2 separate regions of the Homo sapiens genome follow, and region 2 is linked to region 1. Evidence: read pairs that join two places in POLR2A ChIA-PET (ENCODE). Cell type or tissue: PC-3. All regions are shown on one strand. Each heading gives the region's core, and the rest is flanking DNA. Links, peaks and the distances in the headings are about the cores only.

The links. ChIA-PET counts read pairs that join two places held together with the same protein. Peaks named below come from ENCODE experiments on the same cell type or tissue, not always from the same donor. Only the 100,000 strongest peaks of a DNase experiment are listed, where the experiment ranks them.
Region 2: POLR2A ChIA-PET joins it to region 1 with 10 read pairs; 2 of 35 experiments call an interaction of 5 or more read pairs at or near these places.

What each region holds. Positions count from the first base shown.
Region 1 is chr2:231,557,632-231,569,587 of GRCh38, reverse strand. It overlaps the pseudogene RPL21P35. Among named protein-coding and RNA genes, the nearest start is that of TEX44, 29 kb to the left of the region's middle. In PC-3, for the core only: a CTCF peak has its summit at 6,029; no DNase peak of the experiment used is centred there.
Region 2 is chr2:231,118,115-231,130,070 of GRCh38, reverse strand. The region is part of intron 16 of PSMD1 (proteasome 26S subunit, non-ATPase 1); the gene reads right to left. It overlaps HTR2B (5-hydroxytryptamine receptor 2B), which reads left to right and starts at 5,029. Exons shown (of 4, transcript NM_000867.5): 1 at 5,029-5,099; 2 at 5,941-6,658. The coding sequence starts at 6,307. In PC-3, for the core only: no CTCF peak of the experiment used is centred there; a DNase peak (open chromatin) is centred at 2,410; H3K27ac peaks cover 1,806 bases.

The sequences.
Region 1 (11,956 bases), core at 1,313-9,312:
GTATGTGCAGGTCACATGGGATATGATGGCTTAGCTTGGGCTCAGAGGCCTGACACCTGTCATCACAACACAGCCCATGGTCAAATGGATGTTCCCAGAAGCATGTGGATCCCCAGGAGCTGGGATGTTGTCAAGACCTACAGGCAAGTCCAGCAGAGGCCAAACCATGGGGTTGTGTTGGGGGTGCCAGGCTCTGTCCTGAGGCTCTCCAGCTCTCTCCCAGGCCCAGGAGAGATTGGCTAGTCATCTGCGTCCCGGGGGTAGAGCCCAAGCCATCCTTACTCCTCCTTCTTGTAGCTCTCAGTCCTCTGCAGGGAGCCAGCTCTCCTCCCCTGGGGCACCCAAGGGCTCTGCCTCCAGGCCGGCACCTGCAGATGGTCCATGGCTCTCAGGGCACACCTCACGGCTGCTTCCTCCAATCCTCCCTGCACCTGCCCTCACCAGGGCCCTGGTCCCCACAATGCAGAGCAGGTGGAGAGAGGGGTTCTTCCACCTTAGCCAGCTTTCCTTGGGGCTGCTAGCTAAGGGAGAGTTACTCTGAGCCTCAGCGCTAAACCTGTGGTTTTTAGCCTCTTTGAGTCAGGAGGGAATGATTTGGGGAAGCCCCCTCCACGGAAAAATGTGCTAGCATGGACTCTCTGAGCTCACCTCTAAGAACTGGATGATCTGTGTTTATTTGCATTGCAGGAACCTGCAGAACCCTGGAGCCCACCCTCTGTGTGGCTTGTAGGCAAACAGGGCTATGGACAGGTGTGGGGAGGATGGAGTGGGGTGCCAGCCAGGCGGAGCAGCACCAAGACAGACAGAGGTGGGACCCTGGGGGGAAGCTGCAGGAACACACTCCCTAAATCCTGGAAGGCTAACTCTGGAAGGAGGAGCAGGAGGTCTTACTTCCTCCTGGAGGCCCTGGGAGTAGTGAAGGGTTCTGGGCAGGAGAGCAGCATGCAGGAAGGGGGCTGTGGGAGGAAGTCTCCAGGAGGGCCCTGTGGGAGCCTGCCTACCGTGCTGCCACCAGGTGAGCATTGCTTTTTTGCAAATGTTTCCCAGAAAGACAGGCCTTGTCTTCCAGGACAAAACAGGAAGGGCAGGGTCAGGAAGTCAAGTCACATTTAGAAGGAATAGAGCAATAGGCCCCACCTGGTGCAAACCGAAAGGTGTTGGTGGGGGCTGGTCAGCAGAGTTTAGGAAATGAGGACTTGGCAGCCAGCACTGTTAGGCGGAGAGGGTGTTCTCCCCAGCAAGTCCCCTGGAGGGGATGGACCCTCAGCTTGCAGACACCAGCCTGGGGGCGGGGCCCTCACCCCCAGCGCTGTGTCCACACTCAGCGGCTACCTTGGTTGTTCTTTAGCTTCTGCAGTGGATTGAACTGTGCCCCTCAATAGACATGTGTGCCTGGACCCTGTGAATGTGACCTTATTTGGAATAGGGGTCTTTGCAGATGTAATAAGTTAAGGATCTTGAGATGACATCATCTTGGATTTAGGGTGGGCCCTAAACCCAATGACTGGACTCCTGATGAGAGAAAGGGGATTGAGAATGAGATCCAGGCTGGGCACGGTGGCTTGCGCCTGTAATCCCAGCACTTTGGGAGGGTGAGGCGGGTGGATCACTTGAGTCCAGGAGTTCAAGATCAGCCTGGGCAACAAAGTGAGACCCCGTTCCTACAAAAAATTAAAAAATTAGCTGGGTATGGTAGTGAGCGCCGTGCTTGTAGTCCCAGCTACTCTGGAGGCTGAGGCAGGAGAATGGCGCGAACCCGGGAGGTGGAGCTTGCAGTGAGCCGAGATCACGCCACTGCACTCCAGCCTGGGCAACAGAGCGAGACTCCATCTCAAAAAAAAAAAAAAAAAAGAGAGAAAAGATCTAATGTTCAAATACATTTGAGAAACACTGTGTGAAACTAGAAATTTCTTTGCTGAGGAACTTCTCTGAGCCTTTAAGAGGCTAAAGAGCTTTGTGAATCACCAGGGGAGTGGGGGAAGGCCAGTACTGCACACAGCTTTTCCCAGACTTATTTAACCCGGGAACCCTTATGTATTATTCAGCTTGGGCTACCATAACAAAAACCACAGACAGGGTGGCTTAAACAACACAAATTTATATTCTCACAGTTCTGGAAGCTGGAAGTCCAAGATCAAGGTGCCAGCAGGGTTGGTTCTGGTGAGGCCTCTCCTGGCTTGCAGACGACTTCCTTCTCCCTGTGGCCTCACATGTGGCCTTTTTTTCTGAGCACGTGCACTCCTGATGTCTCTTCTTATGAGGACACCAGTCCTACTGAATTAAGGTCTCACCCTTATGACTTCATTTAACCTTAATTACCTCCTTAAAGGTCCTATCTCTAAATACAGTCGCATTGAGGGTTAAGGCTTCAATATATAAATTTGGAGGTGGGGACAAATTGTAGCCCATAGCATCTTACTTCATGGGACTGGTGTCCCCAGATACATCTGGGAAAATGCACATTTAATCACCTTGAACTCTATCCCAGGAGTATGGGATTACTGTTAGTTGGCAAGTGCCTGCCATCCATTCCTGCCTATTTGTAAGGATATCCTTGGTGGTAGAAACAGAGGAGACAGCATGTGGAAGACATACTTTTATCATCTATTTTTTTTGAGACAGGGTCTTGCTCTGTTGCCCAGGCTGGAATGCAGTGGCACCATCTTGTCTCACTGCAAACTCCACCTCCCAGGCTCAAGTGATCCTCCCCCCTCAGCCTCCCAAGTAGCTGGGACTACAGTCATGAGCCACAGTACCTGGCTAATTTTTAAATTTTTCTGTAGAGATCAGGTCTCACTATGTTGCCCAGGCTGGTCTCAGACTCCAAGCTCAAGTGATCCTCCCGTCTTGGCCTCCCAACTTGCTGGGATTATAAGGGTGAGCTGCAGCAACCCGGCCAGATACTTTTTTATAGTCCACGACATTTTGCAGCTCCTTTTTCAAAAGATAGAGTCTATTTTCTCCACTACCTGAATCAGGGCTTGGCCTTATGAGTTGCTTTTGTCAAGGGGACAGTAAGGAGCATGACACAAGCAGAGGCATAGAAAGCATTTGTGTTCATCCCTGAGAGGTCTGAGAATAAAAATAATAGGAAAAGCATTTGTGTGCTGGGGCTTGGCCTCTCTTTCTTCTTTTGGAGCCCAGCTGCCGTGTGAAGTCTGGTCTGCTTGATGAGGAGATTAACCTGGCTCTGGTTGCCCCCACCATCCCAGCCAAATGCAGACATGTGAGTGAGGCCATCTGGGACCCAGACCAACCAGCTGCAGCCCACCTGCCAGCTATGGCCACATAGTGAACCAGGTGAGACCAGCAGAAAAACTGAGGAGGAGGTAGGAGTTGACTCTGGAAGCAGGGCTCAAACACCTGACCAAATTGAGGACTAGCTAAAACAGGTTGGGGGCAGAAGCAGCTTTCCATAAGACCCTCCCACCAGCGTGCCCATGTTAGTTTACCATTGCCATGGCAACATCTGGAATTTACCATCCCTTTCCATGGCAACAAGCCAACAACCCAGAAGTTACCACCCTCATCCTAGAAATTTCTGCATAAACTTTGTTTGTTTGTTTGTTTTGAGATGCAATCTTGCTCTGTCGCCAGGCTGGAGTGCAGTGGTGTAATCTTGGCTCATTGCAACCTCTGCCTCCTGGGTTCAAGTGATTCTCCCACCTCAGCCTCCCAAGTAGCTAGGACTACAGGCGCACACCACCATGCCCAGCTAATTTTTGTATTTTTAGTAGAGATGGGGTTTCACCATGTTGGACAGGATGATGTTGATCTCTTGACCTCGTGATCTGCCCACCTCGGCCTCCCAAAGTGCTGGGATTACAGGCGTGAGCCACCATGCCCAGCCAACTGTTTTTTAATTTGCATGTAATTAAAAGTGGGTATAAATATGAGTGCAGAACAGCCTCTGAGCTGTTATTCTGGGCACCCTGTCTATGGGGCAGCCCCACTCCACTAGGAGCAGTACCTCTGCTGCTGCTGTGCACGGCTGTGTCAATAGAAGTTGCTGTTTAACACCACTGGCTTACCTTTGAATTGTTTCCTGGGCAAAGCCAAGAACCCTCTCAGGCTAAGCCCCAGTTTTTTTTTTTTTTTTTTTTTTTTTGAGACAGAGTCTTGCTCTGTCACCCAGGCTGGAGTGCAGTGGCGCCATCTTGGCTCACTGCAAGCTCTGCCTCCTGGGTTTACGCCATTCTCCTGCCTCAGCCTCCCAAGTAGCTGGGACTACAGGTGCCTGCCACCATGCCTGGCTAATTTTTTGTATTTTTAGTAGAGATGGGGTTTCACCGTGTTAGACAGGATGGTCTCGATCTCCTGACCTCGTGATCCGCCCGCCTCGGCCTCCCAAAGTGCTGGGATCACAGGCATGAGCCACCATGCCTGGCCCTAAGCCCCAATTTTGGGGCTTGCCTATCCTGCATCAGAAACACTCAGCTGAGCCCAACCCAAATATAATAATAATAATAACAATAATAATAATAATAGTAGTTGCTTTTTTTTTGAGACAGAGTCTCACTCTATCACCCAGGCTGGAGTGCAGTGGTACAACCTCAGCTCACTGCAACCTCTGCTTCCTGGGTTCAAGCGATTCTCCTGCCTCAGCCTCCCCAGTAGCTTGGATTACAGGCACCCACCACCACACTTGTCTAATTGTCTAATTTTTGTATTTTTAGTGGAGACAGTTTTCACCCTGTTGGCCAGGCTGGTCTTGAACTCCTGACCTCAAGTGATCTGCCGGCCTTGGACTCCCAAAATGCAGGGATTACAGGCGTGAGCCACAGCCCAGCCGTTGCTTTAAGTTACTCAGTTGTGAGGTGGTTTGTTACATAGTAAGGGCCAACTGATACCAAGCATCTTAGAAGAGACCTGTGACTATCATTGCTTTCTTTTTTTTCTTTTGAGATGGAGTCTTGCTCTATCACCCAGGCTGGAGTGCAGTGGTACGATCTTGGCTCACTGCAACCTCCGTCTCCCAGGTTCAAGTGATTCTCGTGCCTCAGCCTCCCTGAGTAGCTGGGATTACAGGCACCTGCTGCCATGCCTGGCTAATTTTTGTATTTTTAGTACAGATGGGATTTCGCCATGTTGGCCAGGCTGCTTTCGAACTTCTGACCTCAGGTGATCCTCCCACCTGGGCCTCCCAAAGTGCTGGGATTACAGGTGTGAGCCACCGCACCCAGCCGACTATCACTGCTTTCTATGAATGGTTTTCTCTGGCTGCTCCCATCTGCACCAAGTTAACCTTTTCAGTATTATAAAGAAACATTCTTGGATGGGCGTGGTGGCTCACACCTATAATCCCAGCACTTTGGGAGGCTGAGGCAGGCAGATCACCCGACATCGGGAGTTCGAGACCAGCCTGGACAACGTGGTGAAACCCCATCTCTACTGAAAATACAAAAATTAGCTGGGTGTGGTAGCATGCACTTGTAGTCCCAGCTACTCGGGAGGCTGAGGCAGGAGAATCTCTTGAACCGGGGAGGCGAAGGTTGCAGTGAGCCAAGATCGTGTCATTGCCCTCCAGCCTAGGAAACGAGCAAAACTACGTCTCCAAAAAAAAAAGAAAGAAACATTCGTCGTTGCCACCAGTCTTGCTATTAAAGTTTCCTAGCATTTTAAAGACATCAGCATAATGAGTATCAGGTGAAAAGTCTTAAAATTAATACCCCACAAAAATAGGATGTGAGCTTTATTAGGCCAACTCCTGAAATTACCCATATGGATTGTCTCAGAGGAAATTCAAAACATGTTTTAAATTATGGAATGTGTTTAACATGTAAAAACTGGTCTTGCTTGAATACTCTTGAATATCCCACTGGAAGGAGCTGGTGGAACACTCAGGTTTTACTTGCAAAAAATTTTCCTGAAAGAAATGGCATCATCTTCTGAAAACCAAACTGATAAGACTGTCTTGGTAGGGTTGGGCAGGGGCAAGAGAGTGGGGGTGGGTGGGAGGAGCCCTGGATATGGGGAGAAACCCAGATGTCCTCCCCAGCCAGATCCAGCTCTCTGCTGCCTCCAAGTGCTGGTTCGATGGCATCTCAGGAGAGCGCAGCCTGTGATTCTATGGGATGGCTGATCCCTCAGACTTGAGTCTGAACCCCAGACCCCAAGTGGCAAGGTGAATAGGAGGTCTGTGCTCTGTACCTCACTCCCACCCTTACCCCAAAAGCTGCCCATTCACTGTCATGCCACAAGGTGTCCGGTGACAGGAGATCAGGAATCATTAGCAACCACTGCCTCTTCCAGAGCAATTTAATTTTGGGGTCCGGTTAGCATTGTATTCAATACACAGAAGGTCATCCAAACCCCCCACTAAGTGTGAGTTCCATCTGCAGTAATTATATAACAGTTGAATTGCACTGAAATTGAACTTTTTGTTTTTGTTTTGTTTTGGTGGTCAAATACACATAAAACGTACCATTTTAAAGTGCAGAATTCAGTGGTATTAAGACCATTCACAATATTGTGCGACCATCACCACTACTTAGTCCCAGAGCTTTTTCATCACCGGATGGCAACCCATACCCATTAAGCAGCCACTGTATTTGACTTTTGACATAAGGTTACAATTCCTAGACACTTAAACATCTATTAACTTTGAAATGGCATTTTAATTTTTATATTTGGAGTCAATTAATTTTTTTTTATATGGAGATTCACTCTTGTTGCCCAGGCTGGAGTGCAGTGGTTCGATATCAGCTCATTGCAACCTCCACCTCCTGGGTTCAGTGATTCTCCCGCCTCAGCCTCCCGAGCAGCTGAGATTACAAGCACATGCCACCACATCCTGCTAATTTTTGTATTTTTAGTAGAGATGGGGTTTCACCATGTTGGCCAGGCTGGCCTTGAACTCCTGACCTCAGGTGATCCACCTGCCTCGGCCTCCCAAAGTGCTGGGATTACAGGTGTGAGCCACTGCACCCGGCCAAGAGTCAATTAATTTTTTAAAAGTCACACACATTTTCACAGGACCTTCAAAGCTGTAGGCTTAGGTCTATGCCTGGAGGGTCTGGGTCGGAGGAGGCCAGAAGAGCCCCTCTCTACTCCCACCTCCCCATCCCACCATGGGCTTCTGGGACTTGGGCCCTACTGTCTTCCCCACAGTAGCCCTGCCTCCCTACATCACACTGCCATTGGCCAGTGATTCTTCTCAATATCCCCATGCAGTATAATGATTTTTCCAAAATATGAAAGTATTACATGGCATTATAGATAAGCTGGAACGTGTAGATGAGCATAAAGGGGAATAGCCACCCTCCCCAATTCTACCCCCTTGAGAGAACCACTGTTAACATGTGGGCATGCTTTTCCCTCAATCCCTTTTTCTAGAGAAAATCGCCACTCAATTCTGGGCTTTCTGCATTTTATTTTTTAAAAAGTGCCCAAGTGCCGGGCATGGTGGCTCACGCCTGTAATCCCAGCAATTTTGCAGGCTGAGTTGGGCGGATCATCTGAGGTCAGGAGTTCGAGACCAGCCTGGCCAACATGGTGAAACCCCATCGCTACTAAAAATACAAAAATTAACTGAGTGTGGTGGTGTGTGCCTGTAATCTCAGCCACTCAGGAGGCTGAGGCAGGAGAAATGGGCAGCAGAGTGAGACTCCATCTAAAAAAAAAAAAAAAAAGCCAAAAGTAACCATTCAAATGACCATACTTCAGCCAATATATATACAAGTCATATTTGCATTTACAATATTGAGATCCTGATGTACTTTCACTTTTAAACTTTGCTTTTGTTCACTTATGAAAATGATATTTTGAGCAATTTTTATCTTTAAACAATTTTAATAGCTGTATAAACTTAAATATAAATTTAATACAGTTTAAGATATAACTTTAATAGCTGCAGGCTGGGCACAGTGGATCATGCCCGTAATCTCAACACTTTGGGAGGCCAAGGCAGGTGAATCACCTGAGGTCAAGAGTTCGAGACCAGCCTGGCCAACATGGTGAAACCCTGTCTCTACTGAAAATACAAAAATTAGCCGGGCGTGGTGGTGGGTGCCTGTAATCCCGGCTACTCGGGAGGCTAAGGCAGGAGAATCGCTTGAACCCAGGAGGCGGAGGTTGTAGTGACTCAAGATCGCGCCATTGCACTCCAGCCTGGGCAACAAGAGCAAGACTCTGTCTCAAAAAAATAAAAATATGTAATCCCAGCACTTTGGGAGGCCGAGGTGGGTAGATCACGAGGTTAGGAGATTGAGACCATCCTGGCTAACATGGTGAAACCCCGTCTCTACTAAAAACACAAAAAATTAGCCGGGTGTGGTGGCTCGCGCCTGTAATCCCAGCTACTCAAGAGGCTGAGGCAGGAGAATCCCTGGAACCCGGGAGGTGGAAGTTTCAGCGAACTGAGATGGCACCACTGCACTCCAGCCTGGGCAACAGAAAGAGACCCCATCTCAAAAAATAAAAATAAAATTAAAATATAAAAAATAAAAATAAAAATAAAAAAATAAAAAAAATTACTAGCTACATTCTCATCATATAGGCACATCATACTTTATTTAACCAATTTATCATAGGATGTTTTTTAGTCAGTTTTCACAGGGTTAAGCTGTGATAACAAACCATCCCAACATCTCAGTGGCTCACAATGATAAAGGCTTATTTCTTGCCTGTTTTTCATTTTTTAAATTTTATTTATTTTTTCAAGACAGAGTCTCACTCTGTCACCCAGGCTGGAGTGCAGTGGCGTGATTTCGCCTCACTGGAACCTCTGCCTCCTGGGTTCAAGTGATCCTCCTGCCTCAGCCTCCCAAGTAGCTGGGATTACAGGTGCCCGCTGCCACACCCGGCTCATTTTTGTATTTTTATTTTATTTATTTATTTATTTATTTTTTTATTTTTTGGAGATGGAGTCTCGCTCTGTCACTCAGGCTGGAGTGCAGAGGCATGAACTCGGCTCACTGCAAACTCCGCCTTCCAGGTTCAAGCAATTCTCCTACCTCAGCCTCCCAAGTAGCTGGGATTACAGATGTGTGCCACCATGCCCGGCTAATTTTTGTATTTCACTTGAGACGGTGTTTCACCATGTTGGCCAGGCTGGTCTCGAACTCCTGACCTCAGGTGATCCGCCTGCTTCAGCCTCCCAAAGTGCTGGGATTATAGGCGTGAGCCACTGTGCCTGGCCCATTATTATTATTATTATTATTATTATTATTATTATTATTATTATTTTTACAGTCCAGAGGTCTGTTATTTTTTTTAACACCTATTATGCCATGAATTCATAAGGAAGAGGTTCCAGCAGCTCAGGGTCCTTCCCACTGGTTCTCACAAAGTGAGCAGGCTGGCGCTTCGGTTGAACCCAGGTATCTTTCTCTGGCTTCTTTCTTTTTCTGATAATTTTCATTCATGTGTTTCAGGAAGCTATCTCGGCTCTTAGAGTGCTTAACGTGCTCAATACGCACATTAATTGTCTTGGCAAGAATGTTGCCCTGAACTTGTTTGTTTACAATGCCAACAGCATGCTGGGGAACACTGTAGACTCTTCCAGTTTTGCCATGGTGACACTTGTGGGGCATTCCTTTTTGAACAGTACCGTTCCCTTGGTGTCCACAATATCACCTTTCTTATAGATTCGCATATACATGGCCAAAGGAACAACTCCAGGTTTTCTAAAAGGCCTGGAGAACCTATATCGGGTACCTCTCCTCTTTCCCTTTGTGTTCGTAATTTTGGCGAATTACAGGAAGATGGCTACAGGAAGATGGCGGTTCTGGCCAAAAGGAGTCATTTTTGTATTTTTAGTAGAGATGGGGTTTCTCCATGTTGGCCAGGCTGGTCTCAAACTCCTGGCCTCAGGTGATCTGCCTGCCTTGGCTTCCCAAAGTGCTGGGATTACAGGCGTGAGCCCCCGCTCCAGGCCTGTTTTCTTTCTTTCTTCTTCTTTTTTTTTTTTTTTTGAGACGGAGTTTTGCTCTTATTGCCCAGGCTGGAGTGCAATGGCACTCTCTCGGCTCATCGCAACCTTCACTTCCCAGGTTCAAATGATTCTCCTGCCTCAGCCTCCCGGGTAGCTGGGGCATGTGCCACCATACCTGGCTAATTTTTGTATTTTTAGTAGAGACGGGGTTTCTCCATGTTGGTCAGGCTGGTCTCGAACTCTCAACCTCAGGTGATCCGCCCGCCTCGGCCTCCCAAAGTGCTGGGATTACAGGTGTGAGCCACCGCGCCCAGCCTGTTTTTCATTTCTTTTGTAGGCTAGTTGTGGCTGGGCTCTTCTTGGCTGTGTGTCAGGTGTGGTTGTAATTCTTCTTCATTCTAGACTGCAAGCCAAAGCAACAGCCCCCATGTGGGATACAGTCTTGTGGCCAAGGACAAGAGCAAGTGAGCAATGGCACTCAGTTTCTGCTCTGAAGGGGCACGGCTCATGTCCACACATGTGCCCTTGGCAAAGGCCATCATGGGATCAGTGGGGCTGGATGAATACTCCTTCCCCATAAGAGAGAAGGTGGACTCAGCTTTCAGGAAGGGGGAGTGAATGATTGGGAACAATAATACAATCTTCCACAGATGTTTCCATGTTTAAACGATCAGGGAAGAGCTGTTGATTTCTCATTTTCAATGTCATTAGAGCATATATATACTTTTTTTTTTCAGACAGGGTCTCCCTCTGTTGCCAGGCTAGATGGTGTGCGGTGGCACAATCTCAGCTCACCGCAACTTCTGCCTCCCAGGCTTAAGCGACCCTTCTGCTTCAGTCTCCCAAGAAGTTGAGACTACAGGCATGCACCACCATGCCCAGCTAATTTTTGTATTTTTTTTTTTTAGTAAAGTTAGGGTTTCACCATGTTGGCTAGGCTGGTCTCAAACTCCTGGGCTCGAGATCCGCCTGCCTCAGCCTCTCAAAGTGTTGGGATTATAGGCATGAGCCACTGTGCCCCGCCACATCTTATATAATTTTATGTATTTATTTATTATGTATTTATTTATCTTTACTTTTCTTTCTTTTTCTTGTTTTTTTTTTTTTTGAGACGGAGTCTTGCTCTGTCGCCCAGGCTGGAGTGCAGTGGCGCGATCTCAGCTTACTGCAAGCTTCGCCTCCTAGGTTCAAGCAATTCTCCTGCCTCAGCCTCCCATGTAGCTGGGAATACAGGCGCTGGCTGCCACACGCGGCTAATTTTTTTTTGTATTTTTAGTAGAGACAGGGTTTCACCATGTTGGTCAGGCTAGTCTCAAACTCCCAACCTCAGGTGATCCTCCCGCCTCAGCCTCCCAGAGTGTTGGGATTACAGGCGTGAGCCACCGTGCCCGGCTCAGGTAATGTTTTTTAAAGCCAAATAATTCTATAGGGCTTATTAAAAAAACAAAAACAAACAAAAAACCCAGCAGCTTCCTCCACCCAAATTACCACACCTCAACCAGTTGATAAGGAATTTTTTTCAGTCTTACTGTGTGCCAGGAATTGTGCTAATTTTCCCAAGTATATCACTTAATCTTTACACCTACCCCAGGAGGTAAATTATGAAATTTGGCTGAAGAAGCAACTTCTTACCATCAGGGGGCAGACTTGGGACAGGAACCCAGGACGCTGACTCCAGATGCAGAGAGCAAAACTTGAGCCTCAGCAGTTCTCAAGGCATGGTCCTAACCTAGCAGTAGAGTGTCGCTGGAGACTTCCTAGGCATGCGTGTTCTTGGGCCTGCCGCTGCCTGGCTGACTTGGGAACTCGGGCTGGGCCCAGCTGTCTGAGTTGCAATCAGCAGTGAGGAGACTCTGGGAGACACCAACGATTGACCACTGGGCTCTCCTTGACAGCCGGCTTTCCTTCCTGCCCAGGAAGGCACCCTGAGCCCCTTCCGTTTCCCCCTTTCCCTGACTTCAGTGACAGCCCCATCTGCCTGCTGGACGCAGATGAGAGCCACTGGAGATGCTGCCCTGCCCCTCCCAGCTTCAGGGACTACTCCAACTGCCCCAGCGCCTGTCTGCAGCATGGCCTCAGGGT
Region 2 (11,956 bases), core at 1,351-9,350, 440 kb after region 1:
GACCAGCCTGGCCAACACAGTGAAGCCCGTCTCTACTAAAAATATAAAAATTAGCTGGGCGTGCTGGTGGGCGCCTGTAATCCCAGCTGCTTGGGAGGCTGAGGCAGGAGAACTGTTTAAACCCGGGAGACAGAGGTTGCAGTGAGCTGACACAGTGCCACTGCACTCCAGCCTGGGTGACAGAGTGAGACTCCGTCTCGAAAACAAACAAACAGTGCCATTACAGGTAAAAAACAAAAAAGTAGGGGAAATATATTATGCTTTTTTGAATTTTGTGGCATAAAACATTTTCAGGGAAAAAGCTGAGAAAGAAAACAATTTTCTTTCCCAAACATACTTTTGTTCTTCGTACCTCCATATTCTAAGCTACTGCTATTTGTAGCTTTTAACTCTTATCAGTTTAGTATATAGTGAATACATATAACTTACCACAAGGAAAAGCAAAAAACAAAACCACACAGACTGTGCCATAAATGTTACAAATTCAGTGAAAGAGAATTTATTTGTTGTCATCTTCCTGGACTTCAGAAAACTAAAAATTAGTATACTTTTAGGCAAGCTTTTGGTACATTTCCAAAAAGACTAATACTTTTCAGGTGCTGCTAAAATGGGCGAGGGAGGGAATTTTAAAGATGTAAGAAGAGTCACAAGCCTTATACAAAGAAATTGCTGTGTCACCATAATAAATAGAGCTCTTAAAAATCTCAGATTGCATTCCTGGACCTACAGAAATCTGTAATATTCAAAGTTGCAGCATTATTAGCACACTTGTTTTCATTTCTAATCAGCAAACTAAGAAAAGTCTTGCAGTATGAGTGAGCTGCCATCAACTTACTGCTATTCATTGAGAACTGTATTGATATTTCTTTGATTTTTATAGTAATCAACATAAATGTACTTTGATTCTCAAAAAGTTTTAATCACTTCTGATATTTAAACAAGTATTCTAATGATAAAAGTCTATTTCTAATAGCTGATTACTGTGATTACTGAGGACATGCAGAGTTGAGCATATCTACTCCAAAAGATATTTGGGTTATGATCATCAACTATAATTCCAGGTATAGCAGTCTTTTGATTAAAGGACAACACCATTTTATGACATCAGGTTGTACTCTAGAGTTTCGATGACAAAAAAAAATCTTATTCTTTTGTTCTGGCAATAACCTGGCAAAAATTGTCTAGATCAACTTTTACACAGGAATCCAGTAAAAAACTTAACCTGGGGAGGGCTTAAAGAAGAAGGTGCTGTATTGTGGTAAGACAGCACTGTGGCATCTTAAACTGTCTGCCTACCACACCCCCACTCCTAGACTAGCTGTGACAGTAGAGATGGCAGCCTATCACACTCCTGGTATAGGCTGTTAATGCCAGAGGAAGCAACACAGACTTCATATACATATGAGATGGGATCAAGAACCTAAGTAGAAGTCAATTGTGGAAAGGAATGATAACATGATCCCAAAGAAGGATAGGATGGATGAAAAGAAAGACATTTTGAGAAGACAGTGAAGGAAGCTTGTTTTTGATTTGTCAAAGTCTTTCGTTAAAATAACAGGCAGTCAGAAGAGAATGAAGGAGTCTAACGAGAACAGATTAAGTTTGAAATAGCTATTCTTATAGTTTCAGCTCTTTCACTGATCTTGTCAAAGAGAATGAACATGAGAGGAATGAATAAAAAGAAAGCTGAGAAATATTTGAACTCCACTGTAGGTCCTGTTGAAGTGAGCTAGTCTTAGTTCTACCTTATCTGTACTATAGTTACCAATATACTTGTTTGCATCCTCCATAAAATTATAAATTACATGAGGACAGAAAATGTTTACCTTATTCATTAATATATCTCCATGAGCATATGGCACTTAGTAAATACTTCACAAATGAATATGTAGCAGATACAATCCCTGTCATGTTAAACATTCCTTTATGGTTACTGTTTAATAGGTATTATGACTGAGAGGTAAAAAAGTGTTCTTGGCTGATATTTAAGCTGTCTTCCTAGACCTATAAAGAATATTAGACTGCCCTTTTCGGTCAAAGACAGAATCTGCTCAATAAATTAAAAAGACATCAGGGAGAAAATTCAATTGTCTTAGAAAAAAATGTGCCAATTAGGTTTTTTTGGTTATTACTGGATTAGAGGCTGAGTCTGACCTTGAAGTTACTTTAGTAAGAGTTACTTTATCTGAAGCTTTTGGGAAAGGAAATATTCTACACAAATGAAGCTTCCAGATATTAAAAACTTCACTCTACCATTAAGAATCATACTTTTATATTTCTTATTATTTGCATAGAAATATTTAATAAATTCATTTCACATTTATTTGCTGAATGAACATGATCTAGCCTTTTCTTAAGTACACAGAAGTCATCACTGTGCTATCCATCATTATGCCACATAAAATGTTGTCAAAGGGCGTGGGGTGCGGTGGCTCATGCCCGTAATCCCAGCACTTTGGGAGGCTGAGGCAGGCGATCACTTGAGGTCAAGAGTTCGAGACCATCCTGGTCAACATGGCGAAACCCCGTCTCTGCTAAAAATACAAAAATTAGCCAGGCGTGGTGGCAGGCGCCTGTAATCCCAGCTACTTGGGAGGCTGAGACAGGAGAATTGCTTGAACCTGGGAGGCAGAGGTTGCAGTGAGCTGAGATTGTGCCACTGCACTCCAGCCTGGGTGACAGAGGAAGGCTCTGTCTCAAAAAACAAAACAAAAACAAACACAAAAAAAGGTACAAGTCTCTACTTTGAGTAGACCTACATGTTTATACATTTAAATTCTTGTTTTTTTTTTTTTTGTTGTTGTTGTTGCTGTTTCAGTTGACCCTATTTGCTATTATCAAAGTGCTTGTCCACCTTTTAACTTGTTACTCAAATCTGGAGTAGGCAGGGAAACATGTTTATTAAAATTGTCTCACATGAATTTATCACTCAACATTCTTTTGTACTATCTACATCTACCACCATGTACAAATGTTATTTTCACTAAAGAAGGGGGAGAGGCAAAGTTTTGTGTGTGTGTATACGTCTGTGCGTGTGTGTGCGTGTATGTGTGTAAAGAGTAAAAAGATATGGAGTGGGGACTTAGAGGCTACTTTCTACTTAAAGTGCTTAGGGTTTTAGAGCACAGGTTTAGTTATTTGCTGAGACTCAACTATCCTTTTATATAATTATTTATTTATTATTATTTTGCTTTTTTCTTGATTCTCAGCTATGCTTCCCATAACTTGAGATTGCCAAATAAGTAGCTGTTCTAACTAGTTACGTTCCTTAGACATTAAACAGACTTAAAAAAGCAAAAATAAAAAAAATCAGAGTACCAATCTTACTTTTTATAAGTTGAGGCAAAAAATGAGTGAATGTGAGTGAAAGGATTAATACAGGCAAAATACAACAATGACTGCATTTTTATAATATACTTAATATTTAAAAAATTTTATCTATAAACAAATCAATAAAGGCTTATTTCATACAAGTCTTTTCACTGGATATAAAATGGTGCTGCTATTTTCAATCTGACATTACTTGTTTTGCAGATCCCTACCTGCCTTCATAAGCACAGATGTCAAAGTGTAACTCACAACTAAGCAGTATTTAAAAATAATTTCTTTTCCTCTTTTTTTTTTAATCTTGGAGACAAGATCTCATTCTGTCACCCCAAGCTGGAGCGCAGTGGTGTGATCTCAGCTCACTGCAGCCTCGACCTCCCCCAGGTTCATGCAATCCTCCTGCCTCAGGTCTCCCCTGACCCCTAACCCTCAACCCCTCCGCCGCCGCCCAGTAGCTGGGACTACGGGTGTGAACCACCACCCTTGGCTAATTTATGTGGTTTTTTTTGTAGAGATGGGGTTTTGCCATGTTGCCCAAGCTGGTCTCTTCTAGACTCAAGCAATCCACCTGTCTTGGTCTACCAAAGTGCTGGAATTACAGGAATGAGCCACCGCACCTTGCCTTAAAATATTTTCATATTCCTGAATAGAAATTCTGGTACATTAAAAAACATCTGATTTCTCTTGAATATTATTTCATCTAGAATTCTTCACAAGTATTTTTTCTAATATAGTAAATTTTGAGTTTTTAAAAAAGCAGCAAATACTGAATAAAATCTGAAGTGCTCAGCAGAGCTAAAATGAACTAAGTATTTTCCAATAACATTCAACATGAGCAAAGGAATACAAATTTGAAACAAGAAAAGGGCACAAATGTCATCACTGATTTATAAGTAATTAATTTTAAAATATGCATCTATAATGATCTTTTAAAAGGAAACCTTGAGAATGCTGAGGTTCTAATACTAAGCTAGTCTTATGGTTACAGAAAACTTAAATAGCATAACTATTAAGATTTAAACACCAATTTTCTGAAATAAGGCAAAAACGTATTTTCATTACTTGTATTTTCTCCAACGTAAAGTCTATGGGGAAAAAAAGCTGTGAACCACTCCTAAACCCAGAGATCATCTGTTTAAAAATAAGCAGTAAAAAAGTTTCTGCTAAAACCTATGTATACATGTAGAATTCAGGCCTTTCTGTGCTCTTCTATATAAGGTTGCAACCAGAGCAAATTAATGGTGTTCCACAGCAAAGGCACAAAAGCTAGATAAGAATCTTGTTTCACTGCTAGAAATCAGAACTGTAGAAATCACTATAGGCTTTTAAAACGGCAGAATCTTCAAAGAATGAAACCTCTAAAATAGCTAGATTATATCTTATTTTTTCTCAAATGTGAAAAACAGCTCAGGCTTAACCCCAAACAAAACTATCTGAAGCTAAAATGATCAAGTTTATTACAGTCCCCCCAAATATTAAAGAGAGCTCTTAAAAATATAACTTGAATAAGGGCCATGAACTGGTTCAACATGCTTAACAGTGGTTTTATGAATTACAATGAATGCTGCTACTCTCTAAAAATGAATGTATCAAAGAGGAAATAACCTCCTTGGCATGCTTGCAGCTATACAACGTATTTGTTTCACTGCTTTCAACCGCCTGTGCTGGAGGCTCAGAATAAGTCAATGGGAGGAGGATTTCAGTCACAGCAGCAAGCAAGTCTAGTGAACAGATAAGATGACATGCTCAGCAAAATAACAACGAAACCAGAGGTAAGCATTTAATAAACACATATGGAATTAATCTAAAGGTTTTTTTTTTTAATCTTCAAGAATTCTGCTATCATAATCTTTCATTTCTATTCAGCGGTTTAAAAATCAAAATGAAAAATTTACTAATGCTAAAGGAGAGTTTTTAAAAACGTGATTTGTACATTTGATGAACAAATAAATGGTCTAATCTTCCTTTTGGTTTCCCTTTCTTCTCAAGGCAACTGGGAAGGTTAAAAAAATAAACACTACTTAAAACAAAAAAAGAACTGGTTTGAATTTGGCAAATTTAGTGATTAAATTTAGAACACAATTGTTGCAAAGACATACCATGAGAGATGAAATTACTAAACACAATTATTTGGATCCTAGTAATACCTTTTTTTTTCCTTCTCTCAAACTAAAGGAAATCTAAAATGACATTTATATCAGTACTCACAAACCTGATAAGACAAAGCTAATTACATATAAGGATCCCTAGCTGGTAAAACATTTATTTAGACCCTTGTTGGGCTTTGAGTGTTTCTAGGTGGGTGGCCAGCGCATACTAAAAGTTCTATTCTGAACTATTGTGTTTCGACTTTTCTATTCTTCTGTAAGTAAAGGTAAAAAGACATTCAAGGGTCAGGAAACACCTAACTTTTTATTATAACCATTGAAAAAATTAATGTGTCTTCTGTTTCATTAACTGAGCAACATCAGAAATACAGTATATTTGGAGAATTGGCTGCATTGTCACAAATGCACAACAGACTTACTAAGAAGGGAAGGGCTATGAAGTTCAAGTGTTTTTACCACTTTCAGAAATGAATAAAATAATGCAGTCTATGTATTTTGTATCTAGGGGGAACTCTCTGGCATGCAAGTTCAAACACGACTCTACAACTACGGCAGAAAAAGAGAGAGAGAGAAACTAAAAATATATATATATCCTATTTTTTTCACAGCTATCAGTTTCTTTCACTGAGCTTTCCTAAATTTAAGCCTCTAGAAAATAATAAATACTTGGATATCTTACCTACAAACATGGACAGATGTGTGTATGCGCTCATTTTAGAGAACTTGAATTTTTTTTTTTAAAGGAAGGTGTCAACTTTGGCTTTTGAGTGTTTGGCATGGTTACAATGCCTTAAAAAAACAGATGAGCAGCTTAGCTACTAACCATGCTGACCACTGTTCGGAACGGGATTGAATCACAGAAAAACAGCAAATGGCTCTCTCTTACAGAGTGTCTGAACTTCAAAGCACAATTCCTGAGCACATTTTGCAGAGCACCTTTGTTCACGTTATCTCTTCTAACTGGTCTGGATTACAGACAGAATCAATACCAGAGGAAATGAAACAGATTGTTGAGGAACAGGGAAATAAACTGCACTGGGCAGCTCTTCTGATACTCATGGTGATAATACCCACAATTGGTGGAAATACCCTTGTTATTCTGGCTGTTTCACTGGAGAAGAAGCTGCAGTATGCTACTAATTACTTTCTAATGTCCTTGGCGGTGGCTGATTTGCTGGTTGGATTGTTTGTGATGCCAATTGCCCTCTTGACAATAATGTTTGGTAAGTATTTCACTTTGTTTGTGCCATCAAACCACAGAACTATGATATACTATTAGAGAATGGACACTCATTTAATCTTTACTTTTCTTGAAATAAAAGATGAACTTGGACTATTTAAAGATACGGCAAGTAAACAGTCCCTTGTTTTATATCATTCTCTATGGTTGATCAGCAGTTTTAAAGAGCAAAAAATATTTTTTGTAAACTATTTTTCTCCCTCCTAAGCTATCTAATAAAATCATTTAAAAAGTCATTCAAGTTAGTGATATTTATAGATTCTGAATATATTATCTATAAATTATAGTAAATAGGCCTATACTTTAACTTTTCTACACTGATACTTTTTTTCCTCAAAGCAATAACTAGGACACTTCCGGGACAGATATGCGCTGGGTTAACGATAAGGTCTTTGAATTACTAAATCCCAATTTAAATCACTAAACCCCAGTTTAAAATTGGAACTGTCCAAAAATTCTTATTATAGCTCTTAATAGTTTGTATATTATAAACTTGAACACAATTCCTACATATGTGTCATGTTAAGAAAAATTATGTTTAGTTGCTGAAGGAAATGGTTTGGCTCAGAGTGTCCAAAGAGATGATCTATCGATTCAATTTTTTTATGATATATGGGCATCTGTGTTCCTGATAGGCCTCTAAGTTGGTAAGTGGATTAAAACCTAGTTATTGCGATAATAAAAGGTATAGTTTGACACTGAAATCTTAGTTTGCTATAATAAAAAAAAGATATAAGTAGTTCCAGATTTCTGCATATCATCTCTAGTTATAAAATTTGGATAAACACAAATAATTCTGCTGATGAATTATGAGGGCTCCTAGACCCTTGGAATCAGCATTAAAAGGATATTTAACTTATTCAATGCTTGGTATAAACTGATATTCCATTCATAAACTGCCTAAGCAAAATGATTACTTGTGGCAGATATAGTTTCTTAGAATTATATTTACTTATATGAAGATAAAAATATTTTAAGTTACAGAAGTAAAATTTATTAAACTAGAATCCATATTAGAAGGTAAAAAACCCCTGCTATTCCAACTATTATACCCAGGTTTTACACATTACAATTTTATAAGTAATAACAGAAAGATATCTAAAACTATTATCAGATAGTAACAGGTTTACACCTTCCATTTTAAATCAACATTTACCTGGGCTTTAAAATAAATCAAGAAAATTATGTGGCAGGACAAGCAGTAATGAGTAAAGTTCTACTGCTTTAATTAGACTTTCTAATAATTAACAGTCTTTCTATCTCCCTGTTTTATAAATTTGTAATCTTTTAAATAATCTAATGCTGCATGAAACCATGAAAAATAATTAAGAAATCTTACTATAATAGAGAACATAACCCTAATTCTGAATAAAGCTTAAAAGAAAGTATTATGTAGAAATATATATGCATATTTGATAAATACTGTACAGGCATATGATTCTAGCTCTCATCTCCATGTGCATAATAGTAGCTTAAGATGTAAAATCATACTCTTCAAACTGTGCTTTGCTAGGCACACAGAAAATGTCAAAATGCTTATTTCAGACTACCATAAAATTTAATACGTCATTCAATACATGATATTGAAAGAATTATGCAGAAGTGAATTTTAGCTTTAAAATCTTTGAGTCCATAAATATCAAACATCTATTATATGCAAAGTACCATGGTAGATACTTAAATTATCAGCTAAATAGTTAAGGAATCTTAAAAGGCAAAGTACCATAGAATTAAAGTGAGCTAACAAACAAAATACAAAAACAGGTAACAAAGATTTACCTGTTTAATAGATTCCATGTATTCTATAGAAAAATAGGTATCCAGCAGCTGAAAACTTTAAGTGTATATTTAAAATGCTGGTACCCAACATATCCTTAGCAATACAAGTTAGCAGAAAACCCAACATATGTTAACATAAAATATGTGAAATGTCTTCATATTTATGTCTTAAATAATTGATAGACATTTTAATATTATTTCATTCTTCCAAATGTTTATTAACTTTAAATTTATTTTTATTTATTTATTTTAATAGAGATGGAGTCTGGCAATGTTGCCTGGGCTGGCCTCAAACTCCTGGGTTCAAGTGATCCTCTGCCTTCAGCCTCTTAAGTAGCTAGGATTACAGGCACATTCCACCATGCCTGGCTCATGTTTGTTAATTTCTAATTACAAAATAAAATATTTTATAGCCCCAAACACTTTTACTATCAGAAATAAGTTGTATAGTGGGGTTTGTAGATTTTTAAAAAATGAACAAATCTGTGAACTACTATCTAATACATTATTGCATTATTTAAAGCATAATTCAATTTCTATGAAAAAATGTAGGAAAAAAACACATGTTGCCCTCTAACAAACTTCAAAGGATGAATTCATAAATTGGGAACTGCATGTATTACAAATGGAAACCTGACTTCAAATACCAAGATATTTTTATAACCTTTTGCAAGTTAATAAACACAAAGATTTTTCTAAACTAATGCATTTATAAGAACTTCTGATAACTTTAAAAGGCAGAATTAGACTTTACACTCTTATTGTAGTGTTAATCTTTAGGACTTCTAACGTTTGTACAAACAAGCGTTCTTGGTTCTATGATAAAAGATTAACTATCACTATGAGCAATAATTTTAGCTATCGCAGGGGAATTCAATGAAAGTAACACAAAAACTATACTAGCTCGTAGTCTAATAAAATGAAATTTTAAAAATAAGAGCAGTAAAATATAAAAGTGGACCTTCTGTCCTTATACTGAGAGATATTTTATTCAACCACTGATCTGTATAATATTTAACAATATACGGTTTGAATTCATATTTTCCCAAGATTATGACAACTCAGGCACAACATTGTCTTTCAAATGAGTTGTGCTAGGTCAATTTTTCTGCCACTTCTTCCTATCTGGGAGCACTGGACTTGATCTTTACAGTTGTAGTTTTTTATTGTCTTGTCCATAATTCCTAAAATCCATGATCACAAATCAACAGCTTATAACACAAGGCTTGAAAATACCTACGTTAGAAATACTTGAGCAAGAAAACAACACCTTATGCTGATATAAAAAAGACAGGATGTTCACCATTTAAGAGCTTCTCTGAATCTTTGTTTCATTTTATAAGTGATTTAAAAAGTAACAGGGGAGGCTGGGCACGGTGGCTCATGCCTGTAACCCCAGCACTTTAGGAGGCTGAAACGGATGGATCACCTGAGGTCAGGAGTTCGAGACCAGCCTGGCCAAGATGGCGAAACCCTGTCCCTACTAAAAATACAAAAATTAGCTGGGCATGGTGGTACGCGCCTGTAGTCCCAGCTACTCGGGAGACTGAGGCAGGAGAATAGCTTGAACCCGGAAGACAGAGTTGCAGTGAGCCGAGATGGTGCCACTGCACTCCAGCCTGGGTGACGGGGTGAGGCTCTGTCTCAGGGAAAAAAAAAAAAAAAAGTAACACGGGAAGATATGGCATCTGGCCATCCATTGGGTGTTATTGGTTTATTTATAAGTTTTTTTTTTTTTTTTTTTTTTGAGACGGAGTCTCGTTCTGTTGCCCAGACTGCAGGGCAGTGGCATGATCTCAGTTCACTGCAACCTCCACCCACAGGTTCAAACGATTCTCCTGCCTCAGCCTCCCGAGTAGCTGGGACTACAGGCGCAGGCCACCACACCTGGCTAAGTTTTGTATTTTTAGTAGAGATGGGGTTTTGCCACTTTGGCCAGGCTGGTCTTGAACTCCTGACCTCAGGTGATCCACCTGCCTCGGCCTCCCAAAGTGTTGGGATTACAGACATGAGCCACCAAACCTGGCTATAACTTAAGTTTCAATTGATGCCTCATGATCTATAAGTTCAAACAGTATCCGTGGTATAGCTGAAAGAGTATATAAAATGGCTGAAAGATGGCTGTTTGAAGCAAGACATCCCAGGGTCTGAATCCTGGTTCTCCCGTGTTGGATCAGGCAAGTCACTTATTATTTCAGAGTTCAATCACTTATTATTTCAGAGCTCAATCACCTTGTCAAGCAGGGCCCAGCATCTTATAAGCACTAATAGTAACTGGTAGAGTACTGCATGCAAATTAAATATGATTTAGTTGAGATGCAAGTCTAATCAGAGATGAAACAAATGTATAGCAGTAAGAGAAAAATGGCAGTTATTCATTTATGCAGTAAAATGTTAGCCTACCCAATTCTGAAATGGAGGAGAAAAGCAATGAATTAAAGGCACTTCTTTTTGTAAAGTGGAAATTTTAAAAACCAGGAAAAAATTCTGTAAGCATTAAAATGCTTAAAACATTTAAAACACTATCATATTAGACACTGAACCCCAGGATAACTCATATGCTCAAATGTAGTGAAAAAAGTAAAAAACAAAACAGAAACTTTTAAACAATAATTTGAACTGAACTATGTCTTTCTTTTCTGGAAGATAAAGACAGAAGCATTAGAATTTCTGAGATAAATGTATATTTGAAAATTATGTTCTTTTTGGACATAAGAAGTATTTATGATTTGTCCTGCTGCAATAAGTTCATGAACTGAGTACCTCTGTAAACTATAGGAACAGCCCACTTGGAATGCCTTTAAAAATAGTCTTTTACATCCTCCAAAGGGAAACATTTTATGTCCCAGATTTATGGACTGATGCTAATTATTTTCCGGACAAATAGTGTAACCTGACTTCCCAAACTAAAAAGCTGCCCAAAGGTTAAGCAGGTTTCAGATAAAATAAGTCTGCCTCATCAAGATACGGGGTTTCTAGTAAAACTCCTCAGGTTTTTGTACTAATTCAAAAGAAAGCAAAAACAAACAAAAAAATACCCAAACCAACAAAAAACCCAGGCATGCAATGCATACAGGTTATTTTCCTGTACCGTATATAAAATAAACAGCAGTTAAAATTCAACGTTAGTAAAAAACATACTTTTATGACAAATTCAATTGAAAGTTAAACAGAGTTAACTGTTCTCAGCCCATCCTCCCTCACCCCCGGAAAGTACAGCTTAAAGTTTTAAGCTGAATCAGATGCATGCACTTTTGCTACAGCAGGTAGAAAGACAAACACTCTTATTTCATACTGATGATTTGGCTTGTTTCTATGTAGGAGTGTTTTCATGGTTGAGTTAGTTGGCTAGTTTCTGTTAAACAATAGTAATAAGCACTAACATTTATTGAGTGTTTTCTTTATGCCAGGAACTGTTCTAAACACTTCACATGTATTTAATCATCATCCATATAAACTCTATTAAAGAAATCCTATAAAACAGGTACTATTATCCCCACTT